2 separate regions of the Mus musculus genome follow, and region 1 is linked to region 2. A link is a loop called in an ENCODE intact Hi-C map of the cell type or tissue named here. Cell type or tissue: heart. All regions are shown on one strand. Each heading gives the region's core, and the rest is flanking DNA. Links, peaks and the distances in the headings are about the cores only.

Region 1 (10,882 bases), core at 1,113-9,112, 92 kb before region 2:
GCATTCCTCATTTCTGTGTAGGGTAGTGTGCCTGTGTTTTGTACTGAACACACTAGAGATGTGGATACAAAGGAGTGATCTGAGAAACAGTTCAGCATGAGTAATTGCTAAGGGATTCTTTGCTATATTTTCCAGAAATAAGAACATCCAGGAGTCGGAGGCATAGTGAGGAGCAATCTGAGGTCTAAGGATAGAATGTCCACCCAGTTTTTGTCTGGTGAAGGAAATAGAAGGAACAGTTGGTTTTTCTTCAAGTAGGACTTGTTGATTGCTAAGAACTATCTGTTGCAAAGCAGACAACAAGAATATCCATGAGTGGAAGAATATGAGTTTTCCCCCAAATTAATTAACTTTATGAAATAAAATAGCAGAGTCAGTTCTCTGACAGACTAAAGCTCAGACCACAGAGTTGATTGGAAGGAACTCCATGCAAAACTTGTTCTATGCTAAATAGAAAGGAACACGTTTTTTAAATTCCAATGTACTTATTCATTACCTAGAGCCTTCCTGATTCTGTGGCCTGAACATAGATAGGCACATGTGCCATTTATATGTTTGATGCCCACAGATTTGAGAAGTGTCACATGCCCTGAAACTATAGTTTCCAATGGTTGTGAGCTGCCACATGGGTGCTGGGATCCAAACCTGGTCCTCTACAAGAATAGTAAATGTTGTTAACTATAGACCCATCTGTCCAGACCCTAAACCATTCTTTCTGCCTCCATATGACAGGATGGTGGCAAGGAGACCGTTATCAGAAGGTGATTTGAAAGAATCCTAATGGATCCAGTCAATATGTTCATCAGTATGTTTTTCAACCTTTCATGGTTCAGGTGCCCTTTCTGGAGGTGTTTCTTGTCCTGTGTTTGTGAGAAAATGACAGTTATTAATTGGTTTTAAGTTGAGCCAGTCCTTATTATAATTCAAACACATTTCCCACTTCTGGGTCCCATATCTCTATAATCATTTATCTTATAGTGAATTTTACTGTAAGCGTAATATTTACAAGAAGCAATTTGTCATCTCAGGGTTAAGTGTAGAAACTTCAATAATTTCTGGATAAATATGTCAAAATAACTAAGATTCGGGCAATAAAAGAGAATGGAGAGCCTCTAATGTGGCATTTTGGATTAGAACTGGGAGGTGTGCTAGCTGGTTTGACTTTATTATCATTGCTGTTTTTATAAATATGATTTTCCAATTATTAACCATCATTAGTATTAATGGCATTTATGCTGGTAATCCATCTCACTAAGGATTTCAAAGTGCTGTAGTTTTTCAATGCTAAAGGAGTTCCAGGGCTCCAGCAGTGATGCCCGCCCTGATTTGCTACACCCAAAGTCTCCAAACACAATTAATTTTAATTCATATATGAATGGGCCATAGAGCACTTTGAGTAAAGAATAGGACCAAACACTTTGCAAGCAACCGAAGTATTCCAGTTCAGAAGAACCGAAATCCAAGAGCTAATTGGTCCTTGCTCCTAATTTTTCTTGCTGGAGACAGCATTCCTTGTCATTTAAACTCACTTACATATGTGCTGTGAGGCATGCAGGGACAAAGGAGGGAGAAGATGCAAATGAGCAGGCATGGCCTCTTCAGTTCCAGTCTCCTCTCTTTGTCCCATCCCTTCCTCTTCCCCAGCATCCCCTTGCACCTGCTGAAGATGCTCAGAGCATGTGAGACCTGTGTGCATTTCTGGTGTGTTTCCTACTGTTCTCTCTCTCTCTCTCTCTCTCTCTCTCTCTTTCTTCTTCTTCTTCTTCTTCTTCTTCTTCTTCTTCTTCTTCTTCTTCTTCTTCTTCTTCTTCTTCTTCTTCTTCTTCTTCCTCCTTCTCCTCCTCCTTCTCCTCTTCTCCCTCTCCCTCTCCCTCTCCCTCTCCCTCTCCCTCTCCCTCTCCCTCTCCCTCTCCCTCTCCCTCACCCTCTCCCTCTCCCTCTCCCTCTCCCTCCTCAAGGTAGGACCTATCGCAAGAAGGACTCTCAGCAGCACCCTGTCTGCAGAGCTCTTCTTATTCACTCCAACAACACTTCTCTGCCCTTTCCCATTGTGTAGATTTCTAATGCTAGAATCAATTACTTCATGAGATACATACATAGGAGTAAGACAAGACAACAAACGCCATATATTTTCATATATATGCAGTCTACACTTCTCTAAACACTCCTCATTTTTATTGAATGGATGAAGGAAGGAAGGAACAAATGAACAAGAAAATTAAGAAGTCAATAAATACTCATCTCTCTTGTGTGGATCAGGGCCCAACATCTCTACATCCTCATTGGTGGCAGGCTGAAGGTGCTCATACATCTTGGTAAGTAGCTTAGAAAAGTGCATATGTACTTGAACATGTGCAGACAGGTGTCTGCAGCTCCATCTGTTACCTATCCAAAGTTCTCCTTGGCCTGTTCATATGTATGAAAATTAACTGTGCTTGGTAGCATTGGATGTATCAAGCCAGTGTGGAGACCATGGCTGGAACCCTGGAACCCACTTGCCATTCACACAAATGCCCAAATTTCTTCCCTAGAACAAAGAAACCATCTTCTTTCTACATCCAATGCCACCTTAGTAACTGTTCACAGAGGCAGGCATTTCAATACAATGGAAACAGATTTCTAGTAATTAGAACAATAGTCTACTGGTTAAACGTTTCCTGGGTAACTTGCCTTTATTCTCTATACCAACCACACAGTAAAGAGAATCTTATGAACATTAAGTAAATTGTCATTGTCTTTCTCTCCTTCTTTCCCTCTCTCTCCCTTCACTGCCCCCCCCCCTTACACACACGCACAATAAGCACAGAGAAGGCAGGGACAAGCAACAAGCAAATCCTAGAGATTTGTTATCCAGCTGATAGAGCCTATTTGGCAAGTTCAAGGCCAATGGACTATGCAGTCTCAAATAACAAGGGGGATGTTGCCTGAGGTTGTCGTCCAACTTGCACATCCACTCTCACACCTGTGCAAGTGCATATCACACATGCATGTACCCACATATACATGTGCAAACAAACACCATGCATACACATAAAAATATATACATCATAAGAAATGTAGCAATGGCTCCATGCACACAGCAACTTTTTTGTCCCACAGTACTGCACACACCAAGCAAGTTTCCTCTTTGCCTGACTTGAAGTCTGGCTTCTTGGAATGCTGGTCTTCACCTAGCTGCTAGAGAAACTATCTCAGATAGAACGAGTGAAACTACTGTGAACTCACGTATCACTCAAGTGTAAATGTGTTAATGTGCAAACTCTGTGTGCAGTTAAAAAAAAAAAAAAAAGAATGGAAAGCCAGTAAAACACAGAAACGAGCCCCTAATGGTGGCATTTCAGGGAATAGGAGGGGACAGATGGGGAGATATTTCTGGACCAGAGAGCTTCTGGGTGCCCTTCACGTTGTACCACACCAGCCATTTCCTATTCCTGTGCAGAAGGTTGGCTCTGCTGCCACAACGCACTCTCCAGCTCTCCTGAGAAGCGTGCTTCTATTTCTGTCTGTTATAAAAAGGTAGAGATGCCATTCCTTCTGGTTGTCAGGGACCAGGAATGAGTCTCCCTCAAAGAACAGAAAAGAGCCAAGGACAAACAAAGAAACTCTCTGCTTTCTGCATCTAATGGGCACCATACTAACACTTCACAGAGGCAGGCATGTTGACTCAATGGAAAGAGATTTCTAATAATTATAACAACAGATTCTGATTCTGCTGCTTGAGTAGATGTTTGCCAGGTACCTCATCTTTGTTACCTTTGCCAGTGATATAAGAGAGGGCATTGTGTTACCCCTATTTTTACAAATATTAAGCAACATGCCTATGTTCACAATACTGGTAATTTTCCAAGTCAGTAGTGGTGACCAAAAGGTTACAACTCAAATTCTAAACACCTTCAGGAAGATGTTCCCAATACAAGGAGGAGGCATGTAACATCATGGTTTCATGAAAACACACAACCAGACCCAACTACTACTGGCCTTTCTATCCTGTGCATGGCATGTCACCTATATTATCCTTACTTTATTTCATAAAAATAAGGAAGAAATAATTTCTGACTCTAGGTATTACAGGAATAACTAGTGTAGTTGGCCAGTAATTTCAATCTATTTTCTACCAAAAGAATTGTGTGAAATATCTAAACTAGATAAACAGAACTTTCAGACTACCTGGAGAAGTGTCCTAAAGGGCTTATGACCTACACAGTTCTTGACTCAAAGAGCTTGCAGCCTGAAGAAGGTATTAAGACCCCAATAATGTTACAGTCAGAGTTATCTACAAGTTGTAGTCAAATGATATTTAGAAAGAAAGAAGAAAAAGGAACTCAGTGGAAGGAGCCATTCCTTCACATAACAATCAGACTACAGAATGTCAGAAAATAACTGTTGTCTTCACCCAGTACTTATGAGCAATGGTCTCCTAAACAATGTTACTTCCACTGAGTCTGCCCACTTTCAAAATCCCTAATCTTCTACAGTCTCATGGAAATTCCTTATCATTTCCTTGACAGTTTCTTTTAAAGTATCACATGTGTCCATCTCGTCAGTCACAGAGTATCTTTCCTGACAGGAGAGACAGAGCAGCAGCAGCAGCAACAGTATCAGCAACAGCATCAGCAACAGCAGCAACAGGGCAGATGCTGGGAGATCTCTCTTGCCCTCTGTAAATGCTTGTGTGTTTATGCTGAGAGATTAGCACTGAAAGATACCTAACCTGTGTCACTTGGCTCATATCATGTCAACACCAGCTTCCTCATAACTGTGACCAGTTTGGTTCAACAGCTGGTTTTACCGATTTTCCATAGAGAAGCCTAATCGTGTGACTGGTTGGGCATTCTGCAGCTGCTTCTTGCCAGAGACAAGGCAGGCTTCATACTAACTCACTCAAACACATCCCCCCCGCTTCGCTCCAGATCTTCTGTGGAATTGCCAAGTGGCTGTTGCTCGTAAAAGTTAGAATCATACCCTCTCCTGCCTTTCTCAGCTTTCAAAGGAGAACATGAATCTATAACCAACCAGACAATCTCTCTGAAGATGCTAAATGGGGAAGTGAATAACACCTATATATGTAAAGATACATCTGTAGCATAGGAGAAAATTAATATGAAAACAGTTATTTAAAGAGATTTAAAGAAACAACCTCTTTTCAGCAGCAGATTTGAGTTCTTTCAGACAATCAATTATTCATAAATATTAGATTATCATTTTCTATTTGCATTGGAATACATGCAAGTAATGTTAAAAGTTGCCAGGGATCAGTTCCCATTCAAATCAATATTTCTTTCAGCAAATTATGTTCTTCCCTTGTCAGCTACTCCATTCAAATTAAAGCACTAATCTTATTCAAAACTGGTACTTTGTCTAAATTTGTTTACCTGGATACTAGTAAAATATTTCTGTTATACTCTCTAAAATCCTACTGACAATATAAGAAGATTCATAAAATGTCCACAGAAATCAGAGCAGGTGTCATTCGGACTAAGCTGGCTCTATTTCTCACTATGATTAACCAGCTCGTAATGACAACATTTCTTATCTTACAACTGTGGCATGAAGAGGGAGCTGTAGCTCTTCTGAGACACAATTCTGCACGCCCCAGCTTATCCACGCTCTGCGATCTCGTGTCTGTTTCTCTCTCTCTCTCTCTCTCTCTCTCTCTCTCTCTCTCTCTCTCATCATTTTAACCATTGTACCAGCTCCTTTTAAATGTATCTGCGGAGGATCTGGTCAAGTGGAGATAATCCATGCAAATCAGAAACTGGTTGTCAGTGTGTGGTTCCCGGAGAGGACTCAGCCTGAGGAGGTCACTCGTTCACAGCCGCTCCTCCCATTCTATCTCTCCCCTTATTGCAGAACTGCTGTATGTATACAGTAGCAGAAAGGACTCAATTGACTTCAACTGCTGCCTGGTTTTGCTTACAACTTTTTCTTATAAAGGAACTTACCTCCATCTGTCTCTTGAAGGTAGGAAGCCTGATTCTTCTAAAGACGCGTGTAATGCCTCTTCTGTCTGCTCATTGTCAAATGTCACTGGAATGCGTTACATTGTTGCTGGCACAGGGCGCAAATGCTGTGATTCCAGGTGTCTCTGGCTTTTGTTACTTAACGGTGTAGGTGCAATTGTTTAAGTGCGGGGGTATTTGGATGTTTATTTTCCACATAGCCAGCTTCAGTTTTACCAAGCAAGGAAGATTAGAGTGTCTACTCTCTAACCTAGAAATACAATTGGCTATCAAGTTTTCCCTCTTAAAAAAATAATAACCTCTTTAGATGGTTTAACTTCTGCCAATTACAGCCAAGTGTAAAATTCAACCGTGAGAAGGTGGCTGTGTATTGTTTGCCTGAACCTGGAACCTTCTTGCAGCATTTTCTCTGGAAAAGAAAAAAAAAATTTAACTGTTGAAATGTTTTTGACATCAGCGAGAAAACGGTAGCTCTTACTTCATTCTGCGGCATGGCAGCATGCTAGAGGCTCTATTGCTAACTGGCCTGTCAAATAGATTTATTCTGCACAATTCACAAATTACTAGGCTATGCAGAAGTGTTGCAATTAGTTGGATTCCGTTACTGTTGTTAGACGTGCTGGTAGGTATTGTTTTTAAATTTAAATCGTATTTTAGAAAACTTTACTGTAAAGGGGCTCTTTAAACCCTGCCATGTATATAGCACAGTGGAGATCGTTATTTAAGAATGATTTCAATAGTCAAATGGTTATATTCGGTTTAAAAATGTGTGGAAGTGGTTAATAGATTGTACAATATACGTCTTATTTCTGAAAGCAATCCCTTAGCTTGTAATACTTCAACTGTGTTTCCTTGAAGTGACTTGTAATAATATTTTAATCATTCCATAGTCATTTTAACTTTAAATCACATCAAAATGTCATGAAATTACAAATTCAAAAAAATCTTTTGAATTAGTACAAATATAATTAGAACATTCCAGTTGCAACGGAGATAAATGTCATCTGTCTTTGAACATACTCTTTGTTAATATGATTTTGCATTTTGACATATGGCTCTGACAAGGATATTTAATCCCTTGTAGGAGATAGAATTGAACATAAACAGTAAACAAAGTTGACAGTCCTGAAAAGAAGGGGAAAAAATGTTTTCTGGTATACCCAATCATTCTGATGTCATAAATTTCAGACTCTATCTTCTAGGTAGATACTTGTAGTTAGTAGAGTTTGGGGGGGTGGATTTATTATCCACATAAAATATCTCAGTGTCAGAACTGTGTGTTTCCTTTTTCCTTTTGGTACTGAATGCTGTGCTGAAAAGATTGCACTCTGAATTTTGAGTCCAGTAGTGCAGGGCATGGAACTCTGTCATTGCTAGCATAAAGAAGCCCATCGGCACAAGTGTTGCTACTGTACAGAGGGCTAGCTCTCTGCCTCCGGCATTTGTTAGGGTGCTATATGTAGAATTTAACAGATACATATCTTTTGCCTCTTAGCATTTTATTTGTCCTCTGGTCTGAAAGCTATTCTGCAAGGATGGGGGCTGGCATTTACAGCCGTGGGTAATAAAAACCCTTCACGGTGAGAAAAGAGGAATTTGACTTATGGCTTACCTAGCAATTAGAGTTTCTTTTCAAACTCTTTTACTGAGCTGTACAGTAAGCTGAGGCTTGCCAGGAAAGGCTGATTGAAAGTATCTGTGGGAGCCATGGGGCTGCTCTTGAATATGTCCTGCGCAGTCATTGTCATTGTAGTTTTTCATATGAGCCTCAGTACTACAGGGGGAAAAGGATTATGGTCAAGGGAGACTCTCCTACAGCCAAAGGGATTTGGATGGGAGTCCCACTCATTGCCCCAAACCCCACAGGGAGACTCAGACAGATAGAGAGTGTACAGGATAGCCTGGCTGGGCGAACTTCAGACTACTGTGAACTAAAGGGTGCCCTTTCAGAACAAAGGAAACCACAGATACTCTGTCAGCAGGCAAGCTAAGGAGAGACAGAGAAACTAGGCAAGGCACTCTTCTGGGGACCTGAGAAAATGCCGCCAACTAGACATTCTCTTTGCATTCACATTACATGGATTTGATAGGTTTGTAGGCATTCCCCCCCGGAATCCCAAGCCATCATTTCACAGGGCTATTTCAAAAGCAGGGATTTTTATAGATGCTTGCGTTTGTTTGCTAACCTCAAGAAAGTCTCCAAAGACCGACCTCCTATGCCTTTAGTCAGGTCTTACTGTGCATCCTAAATAAAATGGTCACAGCCTTCAACTCCCCCTGGGTTCCTCTGCTTCATCTGTACACTTCCCATTCCTCCACTAACTCATTCAAGCAACTGCTCAGGATAAGTTACATCCACTCCGTTTCAGTGTGCCTTGCAGCAAAATGTTGAGCACCGAGAACCCTCACGGCTGTATTTAATAGTGGTTTGTTATTCCCCCCTGAGTCCCTTCTGCTGGTTTTACCGAATGCAGTTTAAAAGATAAATTTCCATCTTAAAAGGATACTATAGGGGGTGTTAATAAGTTGTCCAGAACTTTGGGAGTGTTCAGTGGGAGTCATGGCAATGTGCAACCCTGCCTGAGGAGAAATGATCTGCACCATCAGAGAGCATCCGATGCTGCTACATCTGCACACACCCAGAGCTTCTCAGGAAGACTTTCTGCCACACTAAACAGTTCCCAGACCCTGGAACTGTTATTGGAGTGTGGATTGGTTATGGTATCCAGGGGACACTTATCAGATCCTTATTGCTTTGTTTGCAATAATTTTAATCTTCATAGCAATGCTGTCAGGTCAAGGGGACCATTGTACACACTTTGTAGATAAAACCATGAAGGTTCCGAGAAGTTAATTGACTTTGTCAAGGCCATGGAGTTGTGCAGACATGGGATTTGAACCTGCCTTTCCTTTGAAATCACATATAACGATGACTTCCTGGCTTATCGGTCAGTGTACTTCTTTCCCTCTCCCTATAGCAAACATATCTTATCCAACTTACCCATCTGTTGTCTGGACATACCAGAACTAGGTGTCTTTTTCTGGTTTTTCAACTTCTTCATCGCTTTTCCTTTTGATCTGTATTAGCATTATAGCAGTCTTAAAGAGTTATTTCACTGGTGGCATGCCAGGAATGGTTACTCTAGTAGAGTAGAACACAGAATCACATCTGTAATTGACTGGCATGTCTGCTCAGTCTTACAACAACCACCTCCTTTATTCTGTCTGACCAAGATTGACAGCTTTTTATATGTTTGAAATATCAACGGTGTAAGGAGCTTGGTATTGATGGAAATTAACCCGGGGCTTTATCTAACTACCATTCCTAGTAACTCCAGAGAAGTTCTGATAACAATTAACATGTTGAGCCAAACAACAGTTCACATAAGAAAAGTATATTCTACCGTCTTGTGGAACCATCCTTCAAATGCAGTCTGAAATAGCCCTTTCTTCTGCCGTTCTATTCACTAGGAACATCTGTATGGAAATTTCCCCAGACAAAATATCACCAACCCATTTACAAAGCAGGAGTAGATGACAGATAGCATGATAGGGAATATTTAAATATGCTGACTGTGTGCCACTCAGCACAGTTAACTGTTTTTATGTCATAGGTGTTGCCCACTTTGTGAGGCAAAGAAAAGACTCCCTCCTTACAGAGAAGTGAGAGCAGCCTTCCTTCTGTCTGCCTGTTTGTGGTAGCTTCAAACTTCCTCTATTGTCTTTCATCCCAGTGTGAAAAGATGAACTATTACACAGGTCACCCATGGGAATCTGATTCAAACACTGATCATTGACCTGTGGTTATACAATATAAACAAGCACTGGCACAGGATCCATATAAAATCTAGTAAAAAAAGATGTAGAGGCCATTGGACAGTAGTGATCGTATAAGATACATATTTATTGGGGAACAAAAGAAAAAATTTTGCCATCATTGTGTGACACTAGTATTTTTTTAAATCATACTTAAAATATCCGACAGATGGGCTGCTCTTCTAAGTCCAAATTCTCTACCTGCTGGCAGGAGGAAAGCCCAAGAATTTGTCTTTACAGCTAGTTTAATAGACCAGTTTCATATGGATTAGCCAAGTTAGATGTCAGCCATTGGAGTGGGAAAATCTGGGAATCAATTTAAATTTGAGCTTATCCTACCATCTTCTCTGCTGAGTGAGTTCAGTAGCCTATAAGGCACTCCACTCAGATTTGATTTCTCAAGTCAAATTACTGGAGTTGTATTTCCACCATGAAAGGCAAAGAGAAAGAGGCCAGAGGAAGATACATTTAGTTCAAGGTGTCACAGCTGACCTCAAGCCACTAAAAGGAGCTATCCCTCCCTGCTCAACTCATAAGTCCAGTCACTGAATTCTTTTGCCTAAAAATAATGTCAGCTCCTTGAAATTGAAAATAAAACGAAAAGACATTCCTCTCCAGGGAAGTTTGAAAAAAAATATTCAGACAACTTAATTCTCAAATGTATTAGCAGTCAGTTCAGAGTGACAGTTGTCATTACATGGGAGCTTAAAATTAAACTTCACTAGCTCATAAGATCAACTGTTTTGCAAAGAAGAGCCCAAAATTTGCAATCACATTCAGCCAGCGCCGCGTCTTTCTTGTTGTTGCTGTGGTTGGTGGTGGTGTTGTGATTGTGTGGCTCCTATCAATCTTCTCCCAGCAAAGTTAAAGAGCCCTCCCTTCCACAGCTGCCTCCATGTTCACAGTGACTGAAGTTCCTCCCGCATATCTCAGCCTTTGATTTTGTAGGGTTTGTAAAAATAATGATGATAATAATTCCTCAATTGCTGCAGCTTAAATTAATTCAGGATGAAAATCAGATTGCATTTTTCACAGATCTGGACCCTATGCTAAGCCGAGTGTCTGTGTTTAATTAACGTGTAGACAATTCACGGGCTTACTTTTTA
Region 2 (10,882 bases), core at 2,000-9,999:
TTTCAGCTGGAGAAAGGGCTGGCCCCCAGTTGTTTTCATACCATTGGTTTGTTTTATCAGTTGAAGCCACACACCCTCTGCCATGAGCTCTGCCATGAGGACTTCACAAAGAAATTCTCAAGTATGATTCGAGTTTAGCCTTGTTTTAAGGCCTGTGTGTGATGAGGAACATCTTTTTTTTTTTTTTTTGGTTTTTTGGTTTTTTGGTTTTTTGGTTTTTTGGTTTTTTGGTTTTTTGAGACAGGGTTTCTCTGTGTAGCCCTGGCTGTCCTGGAGCTCACTCTGTAGACCAGGCTGGCCTCGAACTCAGAAATCCGCCTGCCTCTGCCTCCCGAGTGCTGGGATTAAAGGTATGTGCCACCATGCCCGGCCTTGATGAGGAACATGTTAGAATCTCCTGCTCCTTCACACTGAAAGTCCACCTGAGCTACAAGAAAACAGAATGGCATGACAGAGAAGTGGGACTGACTGTGCTAAAACAGCTACGATAGATCCTTTCTAAAGACTAGAACCTGGTTTGTCTACTGAACTAGTTCCCCAGCCCCTGTGTGTTCTTGTAACACTCTCTTGCTTTTCTGATTCACAGTTCATTGCACTCAACACACACTACACATATATAATATACATTACATATACATATTCAAAACACTCCCCTTTTTTGTTTTGTCTTGATGTGCTACAAAAAAATGTGTAGAGATCAGAAGACTGCTTGCAGAAGTTGGTTCTCTCTCTCTCTCTCTCTCTCTCTCTCTCTCTCTGTCTCTGTCTATTTCTCTCTGTCTCTCTGTCTCTCTTTCCCTCTCTGCTGTTTGGGCCCCAGGAATCAAACCTCACTCTGTCAGGCTTGGCGGCAAGCACCTTTACCTGCTGAACCATCTCACCATCCCAAGATTGCAACCATTGCTGTGGATAATTCCTGTTGTTGTTAAAGACAACAAAGGGTGTGTTCGTCAGGGATGAGCTGGACTCTGCAGAGGAGATGCTGCCCCCATTTCAAGGTCACTGACTTCGAGTGAAGTAAGACTCTGCTCCCCAGTCATCAACGTCTGCTATAAGAGAAGAGGACTTGGGGGTTCAAAGCAACTCAAGAGTGCTGGTGTCTTAAGAATTCGGGTAGTACTGCATCCTCAGAATGAGTTGGGGGACGGTGGAGTTGACTGGCAGTCAGGAAGGACCATCAGCCCTCCCCTCCACTTTGGATCCTGACAATAATGGGATTGAAAGTTTTCTATTTATTTCTGTTGTTTTCTTTCATTTGGACTTAATTTGATTTGAGTTCTTTTCTGACCACTCTCTCTCGAAGGAAAGTGAAAGACATTTCCTCCTGTTTCTAGAAATCTTCATGGAGAAGTCCACTGTTCCCTCCCATCTGTACTTAGTTTAGCCAGGCTTTGATTAATAAGGACCACCCTATTGTTCGTTTGTTTGACAAGAGGATGTGTGCAATGTGTTCCTGGTGAATGAGATTTCAGTAAAGAGCTGGCTGTGCTTTCAAACCCACCCTGCCTATGAAATCCAGCCTCTTGAAGCTGGAGGTCAGTGGGGAGCAAGCATAGGTGTTTTATGCTCCCGTGTCTCCTGCCCCCCAAACACCAGCACCTGCTAGATGTGAGGGTGAAATGATTGTGTTGGAACTCTGGGACAGAGCCCTAATTCAGACCTGAATGAGGCTGTGATGTACGGTGGATAATGAACACAGGAGACTGCCCACTGCTACACATCATTACCATGCAGATCAGGAAAGCAAATGAAATGGTTCGAGCAGATAACAGCTGTTTTTATTCTGCTTTTCAAAGATTCCCTTAAACAACCAGGGGTCTCCTGGCTTTTATTTAAGGGTGAGCACCCGATTGTAAACATAGGAGCGATGCGTTCTCATGATGTCAGTAATAAAAGCATGTATAAAGCTGCATGTGTATTCTGGAAAGCTAACTAACCATTAAAGCCAAGAAACATAGTCTGGCACAAATCTTATTATGTGTCCAAGAGGACTTGATGGTATGCACATAAGAAAATGTAATGAAACAGCGGGAGAGAGGAGAGAGGGGAGGGGGGAGGAGCTGGCTTGGCTAGCCTTGAGAGGTTAGCAGGAGAGTGAGGCAGAGAGGTAGAGCTGCCAAGATCATCTGAGAAAGGGGTTAGCAGAGCACGTGGAGGAAGAGAGGCGCTTTGCTTTTGTTTCCCTGTGGCTTTAGAGCATCTCTTCCTTCCATTTTTGCCTATTAGTTATCAACAATGAGGCTGTGACAACGGAAGAACTCACGAAGAGGGATGGGTCTCCCTTTCTTAGGGAATTCAGACCTCATCAGAGGCGATGGGTATCTATTGTGTTTGTAATTGCTATGATCATTATCATAAGCATTAGGTCTAGCTCGCTTGAAGGATTCCACAGCACTGCACGCAGCTCATCAGAATTCTGTAAAAATAAAATTGTGTGCAGGGGAATTTTGCAGAGCACAGCTTATGTGGAGCCATTCGACCGAACGAGCCTCATAATTTCGTATATATATTAAAAAAAAAGCAAGAATAGAAACAATCTCTTCTAGATGTTCTATAAGAAGATCTTGCTCATTTTTTTAGAGTGTCTTCTTATTTTAGTATAATTGGAGTCATTTATGAATGGGCGGTTGTTTTAATAAGATAGAAATAAATTATTCCTTTACTGTATTTAGTAATAAAAATGTTGGTATCTTAGAAAAATAAATGTATATACATATAAAGTTTGTACCTAATATTTGTTTATGAACCACATAAATTATATCATAAACCCAAAGATGAATTCAACAAGCAGCTTAATATTGAGACTAAGCTGTTTGTGTGCTTAGACCTGTGCTTAAAATAATTTGAGAGAGAGAGAGAGAGAGAGAGAGAGAGGCATAAAAATGTCAACTGCATAGATTTACTGCTAAAAGATCCTGGTTCACCTGTGCATAAATACAACTGCCCTCAAGGGTTTACATGTTTACAAATGCAAATTAATCTTTTACCTGCTCAACACGTGTGTTACAATGGATCTCAAAAGAAGCAGGGTAAACCTCTAAACATGGGGAGGGGGCGAGGGGTCAGGTATGGTCCCAGGTCTAAACTGAAGATGGATGTTTCTGGTCTTGGGTGCTCATTATTCTATGTGGGAGGGGCCAGCCAGGTAAAGTGGCCCCAGCTCACTCTGATAAATGACCTTCTACTTCTTTGTGTCAAGTAGGAGATGGCACAGAGCAATGTTGTTTTAAAGTGACCTTTCCAGTTCTTACAGAAACAGATCAAACTGCCAACATTTTCCATCAGTGTATAAATGTTGATTCTGTGGGCTCACGCTAAGTAAAACAGAGCAACACTACACAGCGCTGCCTATGCCTTCTAACTCACTCCAGTACTCTGACTATAACTAATTATAGCTGTTACTTTCATATGTTATGAGTTATCTGATTCTGTCTCCCCTCTCTTCTCTCTCCTCTTCCTCTCTCACTCTTTCCCTGCCTCTTCCTAGTCTCCCTTCCTAATAGGAACATTTTTCTCACCACGTGCCCTTTCCCTGCTGCACACACTATTCAAATAGAAAAGTATAAAAGAAAATATAAACCATGCAAACCTACTGTTCCTGGATGCTGGGTCTCAAACCTGGGATAAAGGGCTAACTGGGGTGTCATTAGCATATCAAAGCAGAACCTGGCCACCAGGCTCTCCCTGCAGCCCTCAGTCCCTACCAGTTACAGGGTCTGCAATGCTGGTATAAACCTAATCTTCTCCAATCCAGGGGCTGGGCAGTCCTTCCCCCAGCTCCCCTCCCCTACATAATCCAACCGTTTTGGTTACCAGGTCTTTTTTTTTTCCTAACCTTTACTTTCCTGGACTCTAGGTCTGCCTCTCCCCCACCGTCCCCTTTCCTCACAAGGCCTGGTTCAGGGTCATGTCCACTCTGGACTCTCCTAGATGCCCTAGCCTTTGGCTATGCTCTCCCTTTTATTTACAATAAACCTTCTCCTCCACCATACTTCGGGGCAGTCGGATTCTTTCCTTTTTTTTCTTTATCTCATTCATCTGGTGCCAAAACTCAGGACCAGTCACATTCTTGCTTTTCATTTCTTTCTTTTCTTTTTTTTTTTTCATTGCAAAACCACAAAAAATAATAATAATAAGGTTTGTGTCAAGTAACATTATAAATAGTCCATGAATAAATTGGTCTTAAAAAATGCCTAAGATAAGGTTTTCGAATCCGAATCTATATCCTGAAACACGAAGCTGCATCAATTAGGCACCCAAGGCAGGCCAGAGTGAAAGCTCCAAAATTCAGTGGCTCCTGTCTGCTTAGAGTCCGCAAGCTGTCCATACGGTTAGGAAACATGAACTTGGATGCCGCGTGAATACCGAGTTGGGAAGCCAAGCACTGTATGACTGTGAACGTTGGTGGAGTATAAGACAACCGCCTGGTAGTGAGGCAGGGCACTGTGCTGAGGATGGATCCCGCCACTGAGAATCTCCTTGCTTTAGATGGAGCATCTATCTCTTCTGATGGTCGCAGGTGTCAGGATGGCGTTGTAAGCCCTCATTCTTCAGGTCACAAGTGGACACCACCGCCACCCCTTTTCTGTAGATCCATGAAAAATTATGACTTCTTCACGTTTCAAACAAAGAAACGTGCCGTTTGTAAGCAAGGGGGGTCACTGCTTACAATGTCATTTTCCTGCTTTTCAAGACTCAAAGTAATCCAAAATCAAGATGAGCGAAGACGCTAGGAAAATCTGCCCCCTTGGCCCTGCCTTAGGCGCTTTAATGACTACAAGATGTCTGAAGCGCATTTGAGCGGTAAGAAGAATCTGCCTCGCAACGGGAAACAGCTCCTGAGAACAGACCCAGAGGTACAATAAATAAATGGACAGGTCTAGGAAAGCCTGAATCACGGCACGTTCCAAAGTCTAGGAACAGAGCTGAGAGGATCACGTGACCTTCTGTGGAACCCTTTTCCATGATGATGGCTTCCGCAGTGCTGCTGCTGGCCTCTTTCTAAGCAGACATTTTTTCCTTACTTTGAGTTTCCTGGTGCCATGCTACCAATTAGCAGTTTGCTATCGTGCCCCAACCCTGCATCCCCCCACGACACTTTGCCCTAGCTGTAAAGTGCTGACTAGCTACCTAATAGAACCAAGATAGAGGAGAGACCTGTGTTATAAACACTGCGTCGAGTTCCTCTCTACAAACTAGGGTAGAACTTGGGCGATTTGCTTCGCCGGTGCTGGTTTTGGCTTTGAAGAGCACAGCTCCCGGGTGCAGCTCTCTCCTTCCTTTGCCTTTCTATCAGTTGTCTCACCTTTCCTCCAGATTAGCCCTGGCCTCCGAGCCCCGGGCATCAAAGGAATTAGGTCAGACCCAGAAGAAATCAGGTTGCAGGCAAGGAAAAAAAAAAAAAATAAAATAGAAGCTATGCCAGCTTGGAACCTCTGTGTTCCTTCAGGCAGACTAACGAACCCTGGCTTTAGATGTAGCAGTATTAAGTAATTGGTATGTCAGGGAGACGCAGCAAAAATGTTGGAGAGACCAAAGACTTTAACAGCATGGAGCTCTGCACAATTTATTTAAAGCTGGTCTGCATATACTGTTCGAATCGACTGGCTTCAGAGATATAAAACAATATTTGCAATTAAAAAGCAATTCCAGAAAAAGATCTGGTACAATATCTGTTTTCCTAATAGTTTAGAGGTTTGGTTTTTTGTTTTGTTTGTTTGTTTGTTTGTTTGTTTTTTGTTTTGGTTGGTTGGTTGTTTTTTTTTAGTTTGGATTTCTATCTTATACAAGATTAGCAATCTTTAATAGTACATGTGATCTATACCCAGCAAAGAGGTTAGTATGTTCAATGCGTTTTACTCAGTTACTATTATGCTATTTTCTCATGGGTTACTCTAAAGATTATATGTGAGGATATATATATGATATATATATATATATATCATATATATGAGATATATAGAGAGATGTGTGTGCACACATATTATATAATATATATTAATATATCCTCACATATCGTTATATGTGTACATGTGTGTGTTATATGATATATATATATATATATCATATACCTTTTATGTACACATTAGAAAGAGGCTTCATGTTAGAAGACATTCATGCTTAGCTCATCCTCCAGATGACTGCTTTAGTTGCCATTATTACTGCCTCCAGCGTGATAGGAGGAGCCATCCACATTTAACCTACAGCATTATCCAAGGGTATGCTAAGAATAACCGCAACAGAGAGCAAGTTCTGGCAGAGATGCCAAGGCCGGCTATCAAAGTCAGCAGTAACATTCAAGAGTGTTTTCCAGAGCTGGCACGACTATTTATATGTGATCCCTCAAACTGGGGAGTGTATTTTAGGAAAGATATTTTCCTCAGAATGCTTAGATTAGCCTTTATTCATTCTCTTCACCTCTTAAAGGTTTTCTTGGACGAGGGAACAGAACTTCAAGTGAATCTAGTCATACGCACACCACCATAGTTGATGTTCAGAACAGCCCGTGAGAAACACACAGGTGCAGTTTGCACGCTGGCGCATGACAAGTACGGGCATTGAGTTTCTTTCTAAAAGGCCCCAATCTGAAGGTAGCAAAAAAAGCTTTAGTGCAGGGCATCTGCATTCTTTCCGGTATTTTTCTCCATCTTGTACAGGTTTTAAGTTTTATGGAGGAGGAAGCCTCTGGTTGTTGGGTATAGTGAACCCCACTATATATGGCCTGTGACATGTCCTCGAAGGACAATTGTGTTGTTATCAATAATCTTCATTACCCAAGGAAAGTCTCACAAACACAGGCAGTAGTTGACTTTCCCTTAAATTACAGTTATACTCCTTCTGTTTGTGAGACTTTCCTTGGCTGTAATGAATACCTGGAACAAACAATGGAAGGAAGAGGAAACTAATTGGGCTATCTCAGAACTTTCAGGCCAGCATGCTAGGGAAGCCCTACAGGGGAGAAGGGCTCAGGTTGTGGTGGGCTGCAGAGCAGAGGGCAAGGCTTGTGCTAATAGCTTTCCTCTTCTTCACTGACACATCCTAGTCTCCAGTCTATTGGATGGTGCAGTCAACTCAGGATGAGTCTCTCTGACCTTAGGTAGTAATCTTCTCTAGAAACACCCTCACCCTTACTAACTAACTAACTGTTCCTCTCACTCTATATGAGATTAAATATCCCATGTATGTCATGATATTCTTTTAAGCTATGTGCATTTGAGTTTCTCATGTTTAAATTCGTTTAGTCTTCACCCTGAGATGGACAGCTGTTTCTAACTTTGCAAGAAATGAGACTGAAACAAAAGTCAAAATTCACACCCTGGGAGTCTGCCTCCAGAGGCAGGGAGCTTAGCTGTACATTGTCACCTCCTTGGGTCACTGTGAACTGAATCATTGCTTCATATTGTGTGACAAGGAGTTGCTTCCTTTACATTGTCATCTTGTGACCAGAAATAAACTCTTAACAATGGCATGTTTTACAGGCATGAGACCTTGTGCGTTGAACTACCTGTCCCCATCACCACCACCTAATTCTTACCTTTTACCTCTGACACTTGAACTCTTGTGACAGACTTCCCAGAACCAGGGATGTGACTTACAAGCCTCTCAATCGTCGATGAGCAATTATCACCTCCTGTCCCCCTACCGTGCTAACCAGCTTCGATTTCTCAGTCCCATGGGAGCCTTTCAAGCAACTTGAGAGAGGAGACTCCCACTTCCGTGTCTTCCTTCCTGCCATTAGCTAATAGTGTCTGAATGAGGCATGAAGCACATGACCTCTGTGGGTAAGGAACCCAAATAGGTTAGCTTTATGAAGAGATAAAAGAATAACAGGACACAAATATGGAGTTGAGTTAGATTGGTGATCAAGTGGTAGATGGGTAGAGGCGGGTATAAACTAAGTAAATGGAATCAAATACAGGAATTGGGTGAGGTGACGCTGCGCGGTTTTATAAAGAGAAACACTCTTGGCCCATCATAAATCATAATTCTGCTTTTTGTTTTTTCTTTGGGATAGCCATTGGCGCAGATTCAGAAAGGCACTGATTATGTTTGCTCTTAGGAAGCTCCTCTTCCTTCCACTCAGAGGAGCATCAGAGCCTTTCAACGCTCTTCCTCCCCTTCAAGGAAGGAGGCTTTGGGTTCTAGTCACCATTGCAGAGAGCAGTATGGCCCTCACTGATGGCTCCAGAGGGAGTCCTCCTTGGCTCTAGATAGAGTCCTCCTTAATTCTTGGCCACTGATCTGAAAGATGCTACTGCAGAACCTGGCCTCTGTTACCTTTGTCCAATTCCACAGTGAAAACACTCCATCCTAAACCTGGTGGGTGTAGGCTCTACTTTAGGATAGATACATCGCCTGAGTGCTAGAAAGCAGAGTGCACACAATTTCCAGTAATTTATGTCTTCTCCCAGTGACAGAGCCTGCCTGGCAGAACAAAAATAAATGAAATAGAACGATTTCCTCATTAATAACCACATCTTTGCAAGAAAATGATATCACCTACAGAAACACATGTGAAAACTACAGGCTGCCATTACTGATAGCTTTATTTTATGGCTTATGAATGTGGAATACTGCTAAGGGCCAGGAATGTAACTCAGCAGTAGGCACTCTCTTGCCTAGAGTGCCCAAGGCCAGAGGTTTGTTCCACAGTGCTACAACAATTAATTGATGGGTTACTTATTTAATCAAGATAAACAAAAAGAGAAAAGCATGCCATTATTGGAGAGGCATTGCCCTTGAAAGATTTTGAGCTGTTTACCACGGGGAAAGAAAGAACGTTCTTCTTAGAGAGTTGCTTCTGACAGTGATCATCAAAGCAGGAAAATGCAGAGGGAAGACTGGCCTTTCTCCTTGAAATCAGTGGTTCGGAGTTTTGTCAAGAAAAGGAAATTTATCAAACTCTTTTGCATCAGCAGCTTCTCATCTTTTATGTGACTGAACAATTATTTCCGTGATTATATCACAACATTATTTGATATTTTTTGTTTAGATATTTAAACAGAGTCCAGTGTGCGCCAGTTATACACAGTATAGTAAGTCCCCTGGGTAAATGTCCTGTTTGTCTCTGTGGTTTCACTCCTAATGCTTATGACTATGGGCAACAAATGGGCAAGCCTGTCAAACACACACACACACACACACACATACATACACACACACACACACACACATACACACACATACACACACACATACACACACACATACACACATACACACACACATACACACACACATACACACACATACACACACACATACACACACACATACACACACACATACACACACACATATACACACATACACACACACATACATACATACACACACATACTCCCACACACACACACACACATACCCACACACACACACACATACCCCCCCACATACACACATACCCCCCACACACACACTCAAAATAACATAAAAGGCAGAAAAGATATGTGTGTGCACATGTTGTAATTAACACCGATGATAGTGTATCTTTGAGAGTCCATGAAATCAGCCACTAGAGATGTGTCAACCGAGAGCACAGAAATTAAAGTTCCTGTTTGTTACTAGTGAACAGTAACAAGGCTGGCTGGAGTCTTTCCATCTTCTGCTTGCAAATTAGGAAATATGAAAACATCTTTTTAACTCTTGTTTAATTGTGTTTAGCCCATTGAATATGTTGGTGCAACTTTTGTACCTTCACAATATGTGTGTATTTTACATATATATGTAAAATATGTATCTATATATAATATGAATGTACATATTATATATAAAAAACATACTTATTTTATGCATATATGCTATTTTTAGGTTTTGGTTGTTTAAAAGTTATATGTGTGTGTATATATATATATATATATGTATACACATATAGGTATATATGTATTCAGGTGTATATGTATAAATGTATATGTTCAGATGTGTCTAGAGACAAGCTCACAAGAAGCCCAGGTTGACCTCGAACTCACTGAGTGGTAGAGGCTAGCTTTGAACTCTTAATCGTCCAACCTAATCCTCTGTCTCTCAGTGCTATGATCGCAGATGTGTGTGTACCATTATTCCTGCTTCTATTTATGTGTTTTTACCTACAACCTTGTATTGCCATGGAAGTATGCTAAACCCTTTCTGGGCTCCAATACAAGGAAGAGAGGGGTAAACCAGCCATATCACCATCAACTGTAAGATGTATGTGACTCCGGCCAGAAAACCCATTTATCAATATACACACAAACTGCCAAGACTTTGAAGAACTTTCAACCTAAGTTTCCTTTGTACCAAAATAAGAATTACATGTTGAAAAAGTGTGTGTCCTCAAAGTGTCTTTGCCTCCTGCTCAGAGTCGTCTCCTGGTCTTGCAAGTCTCATTGGGATGCCTGGTAAACACACTTCACCTTTCTTTCTTCAGTCTCAGGGTAGAAAGGGTCCCTTTAACTCCTGGAGACAGTAAATCACAGCCTGTGTGGTGGTTCTCAGAAGACACTTAAAGGGCCGAATTGGACGCTCTGCATAGCACCCTTGCCAAAAGAGTTCGGAAATGACTTCCAGGTTCCCACAGTAATAAAATGGCACTGTTTGGCATCTTTAAGGTAATAAAACCGATTTTTCCCCCCATTCTAGTAAATGAGAAGAGAGGCCTGGTTGTTTGAAAAACTGATTTAAATTCATGTGTTTGCCTCAAATTATAAGGCGTGATATGAAAACACTTAGGTGAACTTCAGACCACCTCAGAAGGTCATTATCCTCAGCCCTCTAGAGAAAGGGGGTGGGGTGGGGGTAAGCTGGAAGGGTGGCCAGGTGCTGTCGCTCTGCGGCCACGGTCAATAGGTGGCGCTCTTCCCACTGAGTCAGGTTGACCTAAGGCTGAGGCTGCTCCTTGGAGAGT

What was found. A loop is a pair of places that touch in the nucleus more often than their neighbours do. Peaks named below come from ENCODE experiments on the same cell type or tissue, not always from the same donor. Only the 100,000 strongest peaks of a DNase experiment are listed, where the experiment ranks them.
Region 1: it touches region 2 in a loop (3-fold over the local background); 7 of 42 quality-filtered maps call a loop at or near these places.

What each region holds. Positions count from the first base shown.
Region 1 is chr3:149,440,181-149,451,062 of GRCm38, reverse strand. It overlaps Gm30382 (a long non-coding RNA gene), which reads left to right and starts at 5,464. Exons shown (of 3, transcript XR_001784032.1): 1 at 5,464-5,961. A630039O03Rik (a long non-coding RNA gene) reads right to left here. Exons shown (of 6, transcript XR_376220.3): 1 at 5,943-10,882. In heart, for the core only: a CTCF peak has its summit at 5,555; no DNase peak of the experiment used is centred there; H3K4me3 peaks cover 1,023 bases; H3K27ac peaks cover 923 bases.
Region 2 is chr3:149,349,546-149,360,427 of GRCm38, reverse strand. All of the region lies in intron 1 of Gm30382 (a long non-coding RNA gene), which reads left to right. Among named protein-coding and RNA genes, the nearest start is that of Gm26468, 14 kb to the right of the region's middle. In heart, for the core only: no CTCF peak of the experiment used is centred there; a DNase peak (open chromatin) is centred at 6,247; H3K27ac peaks cover 490 bases.